2 separate regions of the Mus musculus genome follow, and region 1 is linked to region 2. Evidence: chromatin loops called from intact Hi-C (ENCODE). Cell type or tissue: heart. All regions are shown on one strand. Each heading gives the region's core, and the rest is flanking DNA. Links, peaks and the distances in the headings are about the cores only.

Evidence for each region. A loop is a pair of places that touch in the nucleus more often than their neighbours do. Peaks named below come from ENCODE experiments on the same cell type or tissue, not always from the same donor. Only the 100,000 strongest peaks of a DNase experiment are listed, where the experiment ranks them.
Region 1: a loop joins it to region 2, with 2.7 times the contacts of the local background. A loop is called at or near these places in 3 of 42 quality-filtered maps.

The regions. Positions count from the first base shown.
Region 1 is chr15:85,245,813-85,253,182 of GRCm38, reverse strand. All of the region lies in intron 14 of Fbln1 (fibulin 1), which reads right to left. Among named protein-coding and RNA genes, the nearest start is that of Fbln1, 43 kb to the right of the region's middle. In heart, for the core only: a CTCF peak has its summit at 3,732 (motif pointing right); no DNase peak of the experiment used is centred there; H3K27me3 peaks cover 781 bases.
Region 2 is chr15:84,998,043-85,005,412 of GRCm38, reverse strand. It overlaps Gm39558 (a long non-coding RNA gene), which reads right to left. Exons shown (of 4, transcript XR_875533.1): 4 at 806-1,037. Among named protein-coding and RNA genes, the nearest start is that of Gm39558, 14 kb to the right of the region's middle. In heart, for the core only: no CTCF peak of the experiment used is centred there; a DNase peak (open chromatin) is centred at 3,852; H3K27me3 peaks cover 1,455 bases.

The DNA of each region.
Region 1 (7,370 bases), core at 2,130-6,129, 250 kb before region 2:
TTAGGCTAAGGGTATAAAATTATGTCATTATGGCTCAGGGAAGTGTGATCGGGGAGAGTAATTTGAGGTCAGGCTGGACTGTCACACTAAGATGAAGTTGTGCCCGCCCCTGAAACTCTCACTGAGAGTTCCCATGGTTCCGTGGTTAAGAGCACCAGCTGCTTTTGCAGAGGACCTGGTTTTAGTTCCCAGAACTTACACGGAGACTTACAAGGTCTGAAACTCCAATTCCAAGGGATCTGACACCCTCTTCTGTCCTCTACCAGTCATGCATTCAGATAGAACACACATACACATAAAATAGATATTTTAAAAATAAAGAATAGAATAGAATAGAATAGAATAGAATAGAATAGAACAGAACAGGGACAGCAACTACATGCAGTGGGTGCCATGAAGGATCGAAGGATCTTAGGCCAGTTCTTCAAAATGCTCTAGCTTCTAAGCCAAGAACAAACTGTGAGGCAAGTCTAGTTGAAGCCAAAAGATCGGCAGCTGGGTTGGCTGGACTCATGAAGGAGAAGCCAGGGGCAAGAGGCTCAGGGTTCACAGCGGAGGGACTGTGACAGAATGGACTAGGCAGAGCTGTCGAGCTAGGGTACACAGACCACCTCTGTGATCTTGGGCAAATCACACTCTCTCTGAGTATCCACAAAGACAATACACACCGGAAGTATATACGACATATGTTAGACAGGTTATGGTTCCAGCAAGCACCACAACAGTGCTTCTTCTTGGCAAAGTATTGGGGGGTGGGGTGGACCAGTAGAGGCAAATGAGTTTCTTTAGTCAAGCACTTTATCAAAGATCAACAGCGTTCAGTGTTTGCCCAGAACAGCTCTGATGATCCTACATGTGATCCCCAGGGGCTAGAAGGCCTATTACCCCAGATTAGCTTGGCTACAACAAGCTGAGCCATTAGAGCCAAGTCCTTCCCTTTCTTGGGGGTGTTGGGGAGTGTTTCTATATTGGAAAAATGAAGGAGGCAGAACTAGGGCATCTCTGAGAAGGAGGCTCCTTCTCAGCCGTCACAACTACTCTTTAGAGTTTATACAACAGGAAGAGATCGTTCACAGGTATAGACCCAGCCTAGCCTCATTCTCCTCTTGCTTTGGCTGTCTGATAATGCAATGATGAACTCTGTTGCTGTGATTCTCAGGTACCTAGACCATACAAAAGTTATTCCCCAGTCACACGGTAGGGAAACCAATTCTGGTAGGGGCTCAGCTTAACCCCGGGTAGAGAGAAAGCAGAGAGGCCCCTGTCCACGCCAAATAAAACCAAGGTACAAGAGGCATGCTCTTGGGATGGCTGCTGAGAGTTTATTAGAACCCCAAGGGTGGGAAAGCAACAAGAGGGAGTGCCCAGGGCTCAAGCAAGCACTCAGAGCTCTGCAGACACAAAGATGAAAAGCTTGGCCACAAAGGAGCTGACTGTGCCGTGGCGATAAAGATCCATCTTGACGGTCAGGAGCAAGTCCCTGGGCTCAGGGATGGGTTTGGTGAGGGCCACCACCCCACTGTGGTGGCTCACCTTTCGAGTGGTGAAAAAGCCCTCCTCATTGCCAGCGGTGATGGCCAGCTGCATGCTGTCCCCAGGGACAGCACTGGAAGGGCCCATGCGGAAAACCACCGCTGGCACTTGGATGTTGGTGGGAAAAGAGAGGTGGTAGTAGGTTATTCTCAGAGGCAGCCTGGGGCACTCCTGGTTCTCATGGCAAGGCAAGCGCTCACAGCGGCTGAAAGACAAGTGGACAGAGAGACAGGAAGAGGGTTAGCGCCACCTCGGCAAGCAGAGAAACAACAGAGTGTGGGCAAGCACGGCTCACTAGGCGGGGCCTCCTGTTCACTGGGTGGGGCCTCCTGCCACCCCTCTGACTGATGCAGCCAGCACAAAGAAAACCCTCACTCACCTGGGGGAGGCGTTGTAGACCTCCAGGCCGCAGACTCAGGTACAGCAACACCCTCTAGGGGTACTGGTGACCAGGGTCAAGCCAGGGGGAGATGTGTCCCCTTCTCAAGGCAGAGAGCTAGCTACCCTGGGCACACTCAGCAAGGGCCTCACCCAGATAGTGGCCAAGGCCATGAAGAACTCCTGGGTGGATCTCAGGGATTACCCAGAAATCATCACGGCTGTTACCACGTACTTGCATGTGGGGCTAATCCCCCATACATTCATTGGCGTCATCACAACCAGTGTTCAAGATGGCGGCTTGAGTGCCCCTTGTCAGATGAGGAAAAAGGTTCAGAGAGAGCCACATTGTGAAGGAAGATGCCAAGTCTAAGCTCAGGGATGAGATCCGTTCCCCAGCCCTGTGATTCAGCTTTAGACACTTGGTCCGATTCTCTGCTTCTGTCCATAGAGACAGAGTGGGGCTCAAAATGGGGATAATGCCAGGTTCTAATATCCTGTGACAAGACTGAACTTCCTGTGACAGGATGAAGACAACACCGAACTTCCTGTGTGGTGGAGATGAAGACAGGTTCTTACTTCCTGTGACAGACTCTAACTTCCTGTATGTGGTATCAATGAAGACAGGTCCTAATTTCTTGTGTGTTAGAGATGGTAACAGGCTCTCACTTCTTGTTACAGAATGGAGACGTGTACTAACTTCCTGTCACAGGAACTGATTTCCTGTGCTAAGGTGAGAATAAGTTCTCTTAGTAGCATCTAATTATAGCCTCTAACTTCCTGCAACAGGATGACAACAGTACATTCTTATGACAGAGTGTTGACAGGAAAATGACAGGACTCGAGTTCTAGTCCTGAACCAGGCCCAACACATGATAAAGGCAGAATGACAGGAACTTAAGAAGCAGAGCCAAGATGGCCAGCCCCATTGGACTTGACCAAGTCCTCCTCAAGTAGGTCTGCCATTTTGACCAAGTTTGGATTCTCCAGTCACGGAATCTCTCAGGGTCTTGCATTACATCCCTCCTCTGGCTTTTTAAGTCTCCATGTCTTGTCCTGAATTTGCTACACATTTGACACTTCTTGTGCACAGCGTTTCTGTTTGTGTCTTATTGGATGCTTATCAGGGCTGCTAGGAAGCCTCTCACATACTTGACTAGTTAACATTCTGGCTCTAAGAAAAGAGAAGTCCTTCAAGTAAGATCCACAACACCAGTGACAGGAGAGAACCATGCCCACTGAAGACAGAGCCTGTCACTGAGAGTCCAGAGCTGGCAGTAGGGAATAAGGTGGACATCATGGGCACTGCTGAAAGGCAGCCGTCCCTGGAGATGCCAGAGGACTGGGTAAAATGGGGGCACTCTACATGCCAGAGAGATCTTTCTATCAAGGAAGGGCCTTTGATGACTGGGAGAAGGGAGGGCCATAAGAGCCAGGCAGGCAGCTGGGGTTCATGTGCTATGTTCCTCTGGGATGTCAAGGGCAGCAAGCAGTAAGTTTGGGTTTCAAAGTTGGCCTATTTCCCTTTAGAGCACACACACACACACACACACACACACACACACACACAAAGACACACACACACACTCAGACACAAAGATACATACACCGCACCCACTCAAACACACGGAAATACATACACCACACACACTCACACACAGAGACAAGACACACACCACACACACACACACACACACCATACCCATTCATGCACAGAGACACACAATGACACACACATTACACACACTCACACACATACATACTGCTTCGGGAGCAATCTAAATGGATCTGGTCAGTAGGTGGTGCTAGAGTCTCCCTCATGGAATTCACCTTTCCCACTTGTCTGTGAGGCCCTCTACCGACCAAAGACTAGGTCTTGAGTTGCCACAAAAGCACAGCAAATGTGAAGGGAAGGAATGTGAGACACGCATGATGCCCTGATCCAGCTCCCATGACTGTCACATCCAGAGCCTGACAGAGATGACGCTGTCATCCATCAGAGCATCCAAGACCTCCCTGGAAGAGGTGCCTGGGGTGGCTCTTTTTAGACCACTCACTTCCCAAAAGGCCGTGACTCCGCCACTCACTGTGGCACTTTGGCTCTATCTCCAGTGCCAGCACACTTTGTAAATGGTCACTGTACAGGCAGACTTGGACCTTGAGTTTCCTTCTCTGCCCCAAAATTTATTGAAACATCCTAGGGATCAGCATCAGCTGGTGGAGGCTTTTAGTCCCAGAGGCTGGAAGATCTCTGTGAGTTCTAGGCCAGCCTGGTCTACAGAGCGAATTCCAGGACAGCCAGAGCTACACGGAGAAACCCTGTCTTGAAAAATGAGAGAGAGAGAGAGAGAGAGAGAGAGAGAGAGAGAGAGAGAGAGAGAAGAAAAAAGGAAGGGAGGGGAGGGGTAGAAGGGGAAGAGGGGAGGGGAAGAGGGAGAGAAAAGAGGGAGAGGGGAAGAGGGGAGGGGGGAGAAAATGGAAGAGGAAAGGAGAAGAGAGGAGAGGGAGGGGAGAAGGGGGAAGACAGGGAAGGAGAGGAGAGGAGGGGGAAAGGGAGGAGGGGGAAGAGGGGAGGGGAAGAGAGAGGAGGGGAGGGGGGAGAGGAGGGGAGGGGAGAGGAGAGGAGGGGAGAGGAGGGGAGAGGAGGGGAGGGAAATAGAGGGAAGGAAACATCCCAGAAACCATAATCACTGTGTGGCAATCTACTGGTCAGACTAGGGACAGCAATAAAATCTGTTAGCTGAATCACCCCGATGGGGGTGGGCAGTCACTACTGAATCTATTACAGAGTAGGGCGGGGTGTGTGTGTGTGTGTGTGTGTGTGTGTGTGTGTGTGTGTGTCTGTGTGTGTGTGTGTCTGTGTGTCTGTGTATCTGGACCTCAGATCAGCTCAGCATGGCAAGCAGGCTCACGGCTTCCACACGTTTCCCATATACGCATTACAGTGCAATGTGTCCCAATTCTCAGCTTCAACATCTTTGACTGCAGCAGCCCAAGTTCTGTGAAAATGATCAGAAGCCTCCACGGAAGAGAGACAAAAGCGCAGAGAAAAGCAGCAGGGCCGCCCCTGTGACCATCCGCGGACGTCAATTCCATCTGTCGTCCCTGGCCAGGTCCCTCTTGAGCTCTGTGACCATAGCTTTTCACTTTAGCTACTTTCCTAAGACTCAGTATCCAAAGCTACCCAGCCTCATGACAGCTTTACAACCATACTCCATCCGAGTGGCTCTGTGGGCAGGAAAAAGGATGTACCCAGTCCCATCGGGTGCCAGAGGTAGCCCTGAACACAGGAGTAGCAAGCACTCAGAGGTCGGGACCTCAGTGTGTCCACGAGACTCATTGGTGGCTTGTGGTCCTGGCTTGCTTGGTCAGGCTCCTGGGTAGCCAGGAACAGCACAGGAGAGAAGGAAGCTACATGAGGAAAGAAAGGGCCTGAGGCAGAGAGAGAGAGACAGAGAGAGACAGAGACAGAGACAGAGACAGACAGAGAAAGAGAGACAGAGAGAGCACACTAGCACACAGAGGGTAGAAGAGACTGATTCTCACATCTTACCCACTAAAGTTCCAAACAAGCTCCCCCCTAGAGCAGGAACCTCAGGAGAGATGCCCAGTATATATATATGGGCATATATATGTATGTATGTGTATATATGCATGCAGTGTTTGTGTGCATGTATATGCATTCATACATGTTCAGTACATCTGGTATGCACGTCTAAGTGGAGACCCGAGGTTGCCGTCTGATGTCTTCTTTGATCTCTGACATATGTTATGAAGCAGGGCACCTCACTGGAACTCGGAGTATGACAATTTAGTTGGTCTACCCAGCCACCTTGTGTGGATGAATCCTCTGTCTCCATGCTGAGATTACAGGTGGGCTGCTGTGCATTTCTATGTGGGTGTTGGCGACCCGAACTCCAGTCATCAGGCTTGTATGGCAAGAGCTTTCCCTGCTGAGCCATTTCCTCAGCCCAGTTCATTTTTCTCTCTTTGGAGACCGGTCTCATTGAGCCCCAGCTGATTCTGAACTCCTGACCTTCCTGCCTCTACCTCACCAAGGCTGAGGTCACAAGCGTTCTGCCGCGGCATCTGGTTTACTCCGTCTACTAGCCTCCTTTGTAAAGATCAGGGAATTTAGAGAGCTCAGTTTCTAATGAGGAGAAAAGGGAGTTGTAAAATAGAAGTCTCTCATCTGAGATGTGCCAGGAAGTGAGTCTCTTCTCAAATGTGCCACCCCCTAACTGAGGTGAACAATGGGTGACACCTTCCCACGGGAGACTCAGGCCCCACCCCTTCCTCCACCCAACACTGCTGTTGCAAATGGTCTACAACTGAACAGGGACTATCAAAGGAGAAAGCTGTAACCAGAGAGATTCCTATATAGCTGCGATCAGGAAGCCATAACCATGAGTCCTTCATGTGCTATCTCAGGCTGTCCCCATCCGAGAGCCAAGCAACTGGCCAGAAGAACAAACTGATGAAGCCACTCAAAAGGAATTTTGTCCTCTGGTTTGTACATTGGGGAGAAGGACAATGTCCCACCACCCTTATCTCTACCACATCACAATGTGCTCACTGGACCAGCACTGAGACAGGCTTGCCATCCCTGATTATCAGGACCTGACCACGTAAGTCATCTTGGTACCACCGCACATAGGTGGCCCAACGTTGACCCAGGGCCAGAGCACTTAGAAAGGCCAGAAGCCCAGCATTTCTACACTGCAGCCCAAGTTTCTCCATTCTACCCGGCCTCCCAGACCTACAAACCATAACCACAGAGGACCCAACAGTACTGCAGGGATGTATGTGTCTTAGAATGTCTGCCCCATCCACTGGGCAGAATCTATATAGAAGAAGCAGAGGAAGGCTGTGCCCCACAATCAGGGGTCACTCTCAGGGACCCCTGAAGTCCACCCCAACATTCCATCTTATAGCTGAAGACAAGACGCTCCAAGAAACCCAAGTTAGCCTGACTCCACAGCTATGATCTTTCTAGAATGTCAGTCAAGCATGAGGCTTGGAAGAAAAACATCCCCCAGGGGGTTCACTTGGACCTCCCCCAAATCCTCAGTACAGAGGGCTCCACCTCCACCTCCCCCACCCCCATTCTCCTCTCCAGTCCCTGTTAAGGCTCTTGGTGATACACAGACAAGGACAGAAAGTGTCACCGGTAGACAGCCATCTTCCCAGGGTTGAAGCATCAGTCCCCGCCTCCCTCATCCCTGTGTCCGAATCCGGCCTGTTTTGTGGGGAATAGAGAAGCTGTAGGACAGGACAGCCGAGACCTGGCACACCAAACCCACACTGGAAGGAAAGGCACACCAATCCCAAGGATACACTATTTCAGTGTGTGCAGCTCTCAGATCTCCATCACTGCCCAATTCAGCTCCCAGTGGCATTAATTCAAGCCTGGCCAATACCATCCCACTTGCCCACCCGTCTCCACCAGGCTGGCATCC
Region 2 (7,370 bases), core at 2,010-6,009:
AGGCCTCGTGTCCAGGCACCAAACGTTCCAGCCTTGGGACAACTACAAAAAGTTAGAATTGGTGACATGACATTCCTGCTTGGGGGTGGGGGTGGGGGAACCTGTGACAGGGCTCTAGTGGATGGAAGGTCCAGGGTGGAAGGCAAAAGAGGGCAGCCCAGAACTCTATTTTCAGTATTCATCTTAAATGACTCATTAATTGTGTGCATATATGTGGATACACACACAGCACAGCTCAAGCGCGTTGGCAAGTAGGCAACCTCTGAAAGTCAACTCTCACCCTCCACGTGTGGGTCCCAGGGACTGAATTTCAATCATCAGGTTTGGCCACAGTCACCTTTAGCTGCAAAGCCATCTCATTCACCCTAGACCAGAAACTCCTCAGAGACCCTTCCAAGAAATGTGGTTACAAAAGGACACAGGGAAGAGAGAGCAGAGAAGCTGGGGGCTGGGATGGGGATTTGGGGGTGGGCGTGGCTCTCATGGGAGATAGGTGATGGAGGTCAAGTCAAAGAAAAGAAAAATTTTGACTGGGCAGTGGTAGTACTAGTACACACCTTTAATTCTAGCATTTGGGAGGCAGAGGCAAAATCTCTGAGTTCAAGGTCAGCCTGGCCTACAGAGGGAGTTCCAAAACAGTCAGGGCTAGGCAGAGCCATTCTGTCTTGGGGGAAGAAAGAAAGAAAGAAAGAAAGAAAGAAAGAAAGAGAGAGAGGGAGGGAGGGAGGGAGGGAGGGAGGGAGGGAGGGAGGGAGGGAGGGAAGAAGGAAGGAGGGAGGGAGGGAGGGAGGGAAGGAGGGAGGGAGGGAGGGGAGGAAGGAAGATTGATTGGTTTTGAAAGGCTGAACAAAAGCCCCCCCAGCCCTCATATCCTCCAGAATTTGGGGTGCACAGAAAGGGCTTTGCAGGTGCAGAGGGGTTCAGCTCCCCAGAGATGGGCTTGCTCCATCCAGACCTGGATCTCCCCCAGAAGCTGCTCAAGAAATCAGCTCCATCAGGGCCCAGCTTTCATCCTCTCAGCAGATCTGCCTTCTGCCCTGCAGAGGGGAGAAGATCAAATTGTGTTCTTTTAAGCCACCAACAGTATAATGTTTGTTACAGTAGCTAGTGGGAAACAGAAACAAACAGAAACAGAAATCAAACACCTGCAAAGGGCAGTCCTTAGCTCTGGGTAACCCAGCTTTGAGAACCCTTTTCTTTTTTTCTTAATTTCTACACTTTCTAATTTTTCTATAAAAACTCTGTATTGAGTTACCTTTTTTATTTTTATTTATTTTTTTTAGACAGGGTCTTACTGTGTAGTCTTGACCTAGAACTTAATATATAGACCAGGCTGGACACAAATTCAAAGGTCACCTCCCTCTGCTTCCTGGGTGCTGAAATTAAAGTCGTATTCCACCACACCTGGTCCTAATTTCTTTGTTGTTTTTGACCTGCTGGTGGGGTGGTGATCCAAGGCTATACACAGTCTACCTCCCAACTTCATCCCCCATCCTCTTCTTACTTTTTTTCTTTTCTTTCCAGACAGCCTTTCTCTGTGTATCCCTGGCTGTCCTGGAACTCACTCTGTAGACCAGGCTAGCCTTGAACTCATAGAAATCATCCTGCCTCTGCTTCTGGAGTGCGGGGATTAAAAGTGTGTCCCACCACTGCCTGCCTTCTCTTCTTACTTTTTCTTTTAAGACAGGGTCTCACTAAGTTGCCTAGGCTATCCCTGAGCTAAGCCTGACACTTCTACCCTGCCTCTTCAGCTCCCTCAGCAGCTGAATTATAAGTGCATGGTACATATCTACCTGTCCTGTCCACATATGGTATATGGTATACTTGGGACAGAAGGGGACACTCAAAACCAAAGGTTCCTGTCATCTGTGCCACACCAGGGCACTGATCTGAACACCCTACCCTCATGCCCTTCTCTGACCTTAGTGATTTTCCCAGGGGTCCCATGCCCAATAACAGTCACACTGTTGCTAGGGCTTCAACTCATGAATTTGGGGTTGCTCATACTGTCAAAATTTGGGGGCTACAAAGATGACTAAGAGGTTAAGATAGCGAATGGCTCTTACAGAGGATCCAAGCTTAGTTCACAGTATCTTAGTCTGGTGGTTCACAGTTGCCAGTAACTCCATCTTCAAGGTAATCTGATGCCTCCACAGAAGGTTGTACTTGGTGTACATACCCACTCATGTGTGTGTGTGTGTGTGTGTGTGTGTGTGTGTGTATCTGCATGTCTATGTGTATGTATCTCTGTGTGTATGTATGTCTCTGTGTGTATATCCTTGTGTTTGTGTGTTTGTATGTCTGTCTGTGTTTATATTTGTATATGTGTGTCTGTGTGTATGTATCTGTGGTATGTGTGTCTCTGTGTGTGTCTCTCTATGTGTATATGTTTCTGTGTGTATCTCTCTGTGTGTATATGTCCACATGTCTCTGTGTGTGTATCTCTGTGTATATATATATATATATATATATATCTGTGTATGTCTCTCTTTGTGTCTGATTGTGTGTCTCTATGTGTGTGTGGCTGTGTGTATGTCTGAGTGTCTGTGTGTATATATTTGTATATATGCGTCTGAGTGTATGTGTCTGTCTGTCTCTCTCTCTGTGGTGTGTGTGTGTGTGTGTGTGTGTGTGTGTGCGCGCGTGCCTTTCAGAATTTGGGCAGTCTGGGAAGAAGCAGCCATAATGACTCTAAGACTACAGGAAATTAAGCCCGAGCCCCAGGCCTCCTGCCTATTACTTTATGGTCATCTCCTACATCCTCATGAAAGGACCTGAACTCTGACCCCCCTGGGCAAAGTCCTCTCTAGAGAACAGACCCTCCCCATACCCCATGTGCTGTCACTCTAGGAAAAGGTAAGGACAGCCTAGGGCATTCCTAAGCCTAGTTCTCAGAGTTCACGGCCATCCCAGGTCCAAGCCAGCTTTATCCTTTCTCTCCCAGCTCCCTGGACATCTGGTGGTGGCTTTTTAGCCCAAGAGCAAAACTAATCATTAACCTTTACCTGGGAATCCTCGGGGTAGCCCTGGCACACGTAGGTTTTGACCATTTCCTCCTGACATACAGCTATGGAGAGCAGAAGCTAGCATTTGAATCCAGACAGTCTCAGTCCTGTCTTGGCATGATCTGCACTGTGCTCATGTGAGCCAGGGGCCAGCACCTGGGCCAGCCACAGACCCAGGGCTGAATGTTCTAGCACATTCAAATCCAACCACGAGAGAGACATTGCTTCAGGGATGACAGAATGTCTTCCAGACTATGTGTTATAGGTGTCCACTTTTAAGCGGAGCCTTGTAACTACTCCCAAATGCAGGACCTGTTTCTCGAATGAACCTTCCATGCCAGCAAGCAGAGGCTCAGAAGGACCAGGACCATCTGGAAATAGTCTAAGCAAGGCCAAGGTGGACACCAAGGTCATTTTCAGGGCAAGCCTAGAAGCCTCTTTTTCCGGGCTCAGAAGGACTAGTCAGCCCTAAGGGAGCATGATTAAGTAAGAGTTCTCAGGCAGGGTTCCTCCACCTAAGATACCAGACTGTTGCAAAAGGCTCCAGCCCTCAAAGGTATCCCCTGAGGATCATTCCGGGATGGTGAGTGATGCAGCCTTACTTCCAGCCTGTGAATGTGACTGTCCCTTAGAAGATGTCAATGAGTAACTGCGCAGACAAGGCTGACTAAACAAGGCCCGTCCCAGGCCAGGAAGACTCCCTGGAGGCGGAATTCCTCAAAGAAAATCCGTGCTCCCGACTTGGGAATTGACAAGGGAATTACTTACGTTAAGGCGGGATGAGAAGCGCAGGGTGCAGGAGGCTTGCTAGGAAGTGCCTTCTAGGCCCGGCGAGTTCGTTCCTGCGTCCCGCACCCAGCGCTGGTGTCAAGTGCCCCCTGGCGGCACTTGTGGGAGCCGCGGACAGGGAGCGCGTGTCTGTGTGCACCTGGGTGGTTGGGGCCAAATTGTATCAGAGCCTTTTTTGGTTTGGATTTCGTTCTTCCTTTCTTTTGAAAGAACTTTGGGATATAAAGAAGCAGTTTATCATTGCCTTAAGTTTCTTTCTTGCTGTGTTAAAATGCCCTGACATAAGCAACTGAGGGAAGAAAGAAGGGAGGGAGGGAGGAGGGTTTATTTGGGATCACACAGTACAAGGTACAAGCCGGTTACAGCTGGGAGATCACGGCAGCAGGAGCTTGAAGCAGCTGGTTTCCACAGTCAGAGGAAAGCAATGAAAATGTGCACGCTAGCGTTGGGCTCCCCAGCTCCATTTTATATAGCTCAGGATCCTCTATCCAGAGAACTTAGCAACTTAGCAACAAGATGACACCCCCACGCACGCCCAGCTGCTCATTTCCCAGGCGGTTCTAGATTCTGTTAAGCTGACAATTTACACTCACAAACTTATCATTTGTTTTCTAGTTTTTGTTTTGTTTTGTTTTGTTTGTTTTGGGACAGAGCTCTATTATGTAGCCCTGGCTATCTTTGTACTAGCTATGTAGCCCTGGCTGTCCTGGAACTCACTCTGTAGACCAGGCTGGCCTCGAACTCAGAAATCCTCCTGCCTCTGCCTCCCAAGTGCTGGGATTAAAGGTGTGCACCACCATTGCCCAGCATCAACCTTAATTTTAATTTGGGTCTGGAGAAACGACTCATGGGTAAAGCGCTTCCTGTGCAGGAAGCCTGAGAACGCAAGAACACAGAGTTAGAATGCTCAGCACAACCCCCGCCCCCGCCCGATGATGATGATGCCCCTGCCGTCACATCCGTTGGCTCTACAACCAGGCTACCATCGCTAACCTGGATCTAGAACAGCTGAACTTGGACACTTCTTAACCACTGGCCTCTAGATTGTTGCAAGTCAGCCTTTCTGACCCAGGTTAAATAAAAAAAAATAGTTTTAAGAAAAAAACCGAAGTCCTGGAACTAGAGAGATGGCACGGAAGTTAAAAGCATGCACTGCTCTTGCAGGGGACCTCAGTTTGGTTCCTAGCACCCATGCCAGGTGGCTCACACCCATCTCCAGCTCCAGGGGCTCTAAGACCTCTGGTTTCCTTGGCACGTGCACTCATGCGCACCTACACTCAAACAGACACACACAGAGAAACATCATTTAAAATTATGCAAATAAATCTTTTTAAAAAGTTCAGTGGGTAGAAGCATTTTCTGTTGAAGCATGACATTCTAAGTTCAAATCCCTGGGACCCACTTAAAAACCCAGACACGGCCACTCCAACCTGTAACCCCAGGGCTGGAGAGACAAAAGGATTGCCGAGTTTTACTGGCTGCCAACACTGCTCCAGGTTCAGAGGGAGACCTCGTCTCATGAGAATAAGCTGGGTAGTAATGCGGCAGGACACCTGGCGTCCCCTTCCGGTCTCTGTCCACAGCTCACAGATATGCAAATGCACCCTTGGACAAGTGTGCAGATCTAAAGACAATGTGTGGAGTTGGTTCTGTCGTTTTAACATGAAGGCCCCTAGGGTTGAATTTGGGTTATCAGACAGTAGCAAGTGCTTTAATCCACTGAGCTACCTTGCCAGCTCCTAAATTCTTTAATTATTGATTAGCCACCTAATCCATGTGTTTTGTTATAGCTGCCAGAAGCTATAACAGCCTTAAACTGGCAACTAACTTACATTTTCTCTTTTTTAAAAGATTTATTTATTAATTTTATTTATGTGAGTACACTGTAGCTGTCTTCAGATACACCAGAAAAGGGCATCAGATCCTATTACAGATGGTTGTGAGCCACCATGTGGTTGCTGGGATTTGAACTCAGGACCTCTGGAAGAGCAGCCCGTGCTCTTACATTTCCACATTGTACACAGTTTTAGGTATAATTGACATATAATGAACTATACAAGTTTCTGAGTTTTATTTTACATTTTATTTTATTTTGTTTTTTATTTATTTACTTTTTGGTTTCTTGAGACAGGGCTTCTCTGTGTAGCCCTGGCTGTCCTGGAACTTGCTCTGTAGACGAGGCCTGCCTTGAACTCAGAGATCTGCCCACCTATACCTCCTGAATACTGAGATTAAAGGCATGCACCTGGTGTATAATTTGCTGAGTTTTAATAGAAATGTATACATATATATTATATATATATCCCATGAACCCATAATATATATACATATCCCATGAACCCATTATATATATATATGTGTGTGTGTGTGTGTGTGTATCCCATAAACAGCAAAGTTAATCACTCCACTCTAAAAGCTTTCTCCTGTCCCTTTGTAATCTAGTTCCATCTTTATCTGTCTGTCTCTCTTTTCTCTCTCTCTCTTTCTGTGTGTCTATCTGTGTGTCTGTGTGTTATGTTTGAGCTCACTGTGTAACTCTGGCTAGTCTCAAACTCATGGCAACCCTCCTGCCTCAGACTCTGAGATCTGGGATTACAGGCATAAGCCACAATGCTGGACTTCTGTTCCTCTTCATCTCCCCCTCCATTGTCCCACCTCATCCCTGTCCTTCCAACTCCAGGTCTGCTTCTGTCCCTATAGGTTAGGTTGCATTTCCCATAACTACATGTAAATAGAACTGTACAGCAGGCTCTCATTCAGCTGGGGTCTGGCTTCTTTCCCTCAGTGTAATAGTTTGGAGAGTCATCCTTTTCGTTACGTGATATCAATCATTACATGATATTAATGGTTTGTTCTTTCTTATGGCTGAGTCGGATTGCACTGTAAGGTGACACATTTGCAGCTGGTTGACCCATTTGCCTATCAAAGGAGGGACACTTTCTCCTTTAGCGGTTACAAGTGACACTACCTGTGCCTGAAACATAGGCCAGGTTAGTATCGTGCAACTTTAATCCTAGCACTGGGGAGGCAGAGGCAGGCAGCTAGCTCTCTGTGTGTTTGAGGCCAGGCTGGTCTACACAGTGACTTCCAAGACAGCCAGGATTACACAGACAGACCCTGTCTCAAAAACACAAAACACAAAACAATAACAAGAACAAAGAAACCCCAAGTTGTTTTCCAAGTGCCTGCGCACTTACATCCCACTTGCCGTGGGCAAGAATCCCAGTTTGGCCCTGTGCTTTCCCGCTATGGCTGGGACCGGTGTTTTGAAGGCTTGGCTCCTATTGCAGCAGTGTCCACAAATGACCTTTGGGGAGGTGACTGGATCAGAAGGGCTCTGATCTCTCCCATAGGTGGATCCACTGACAGGGCCAATATTTGACAGGCTGCTGTGAGGTAATACTACTTTAGGATGTAGGTAATGCCCAGGAGATGGTTGAGGGGTACAGGTCCCTGTGGGTGTTCCCTCAGGGACATTTTGTCCCCTGCCCCTTCTATTTGCTTTGAGTCTTGGTTACTGTGTGTCGAGCAGCCTCCGCCACACCCACTCACCACCTGACACTCTGCCTTAGATCC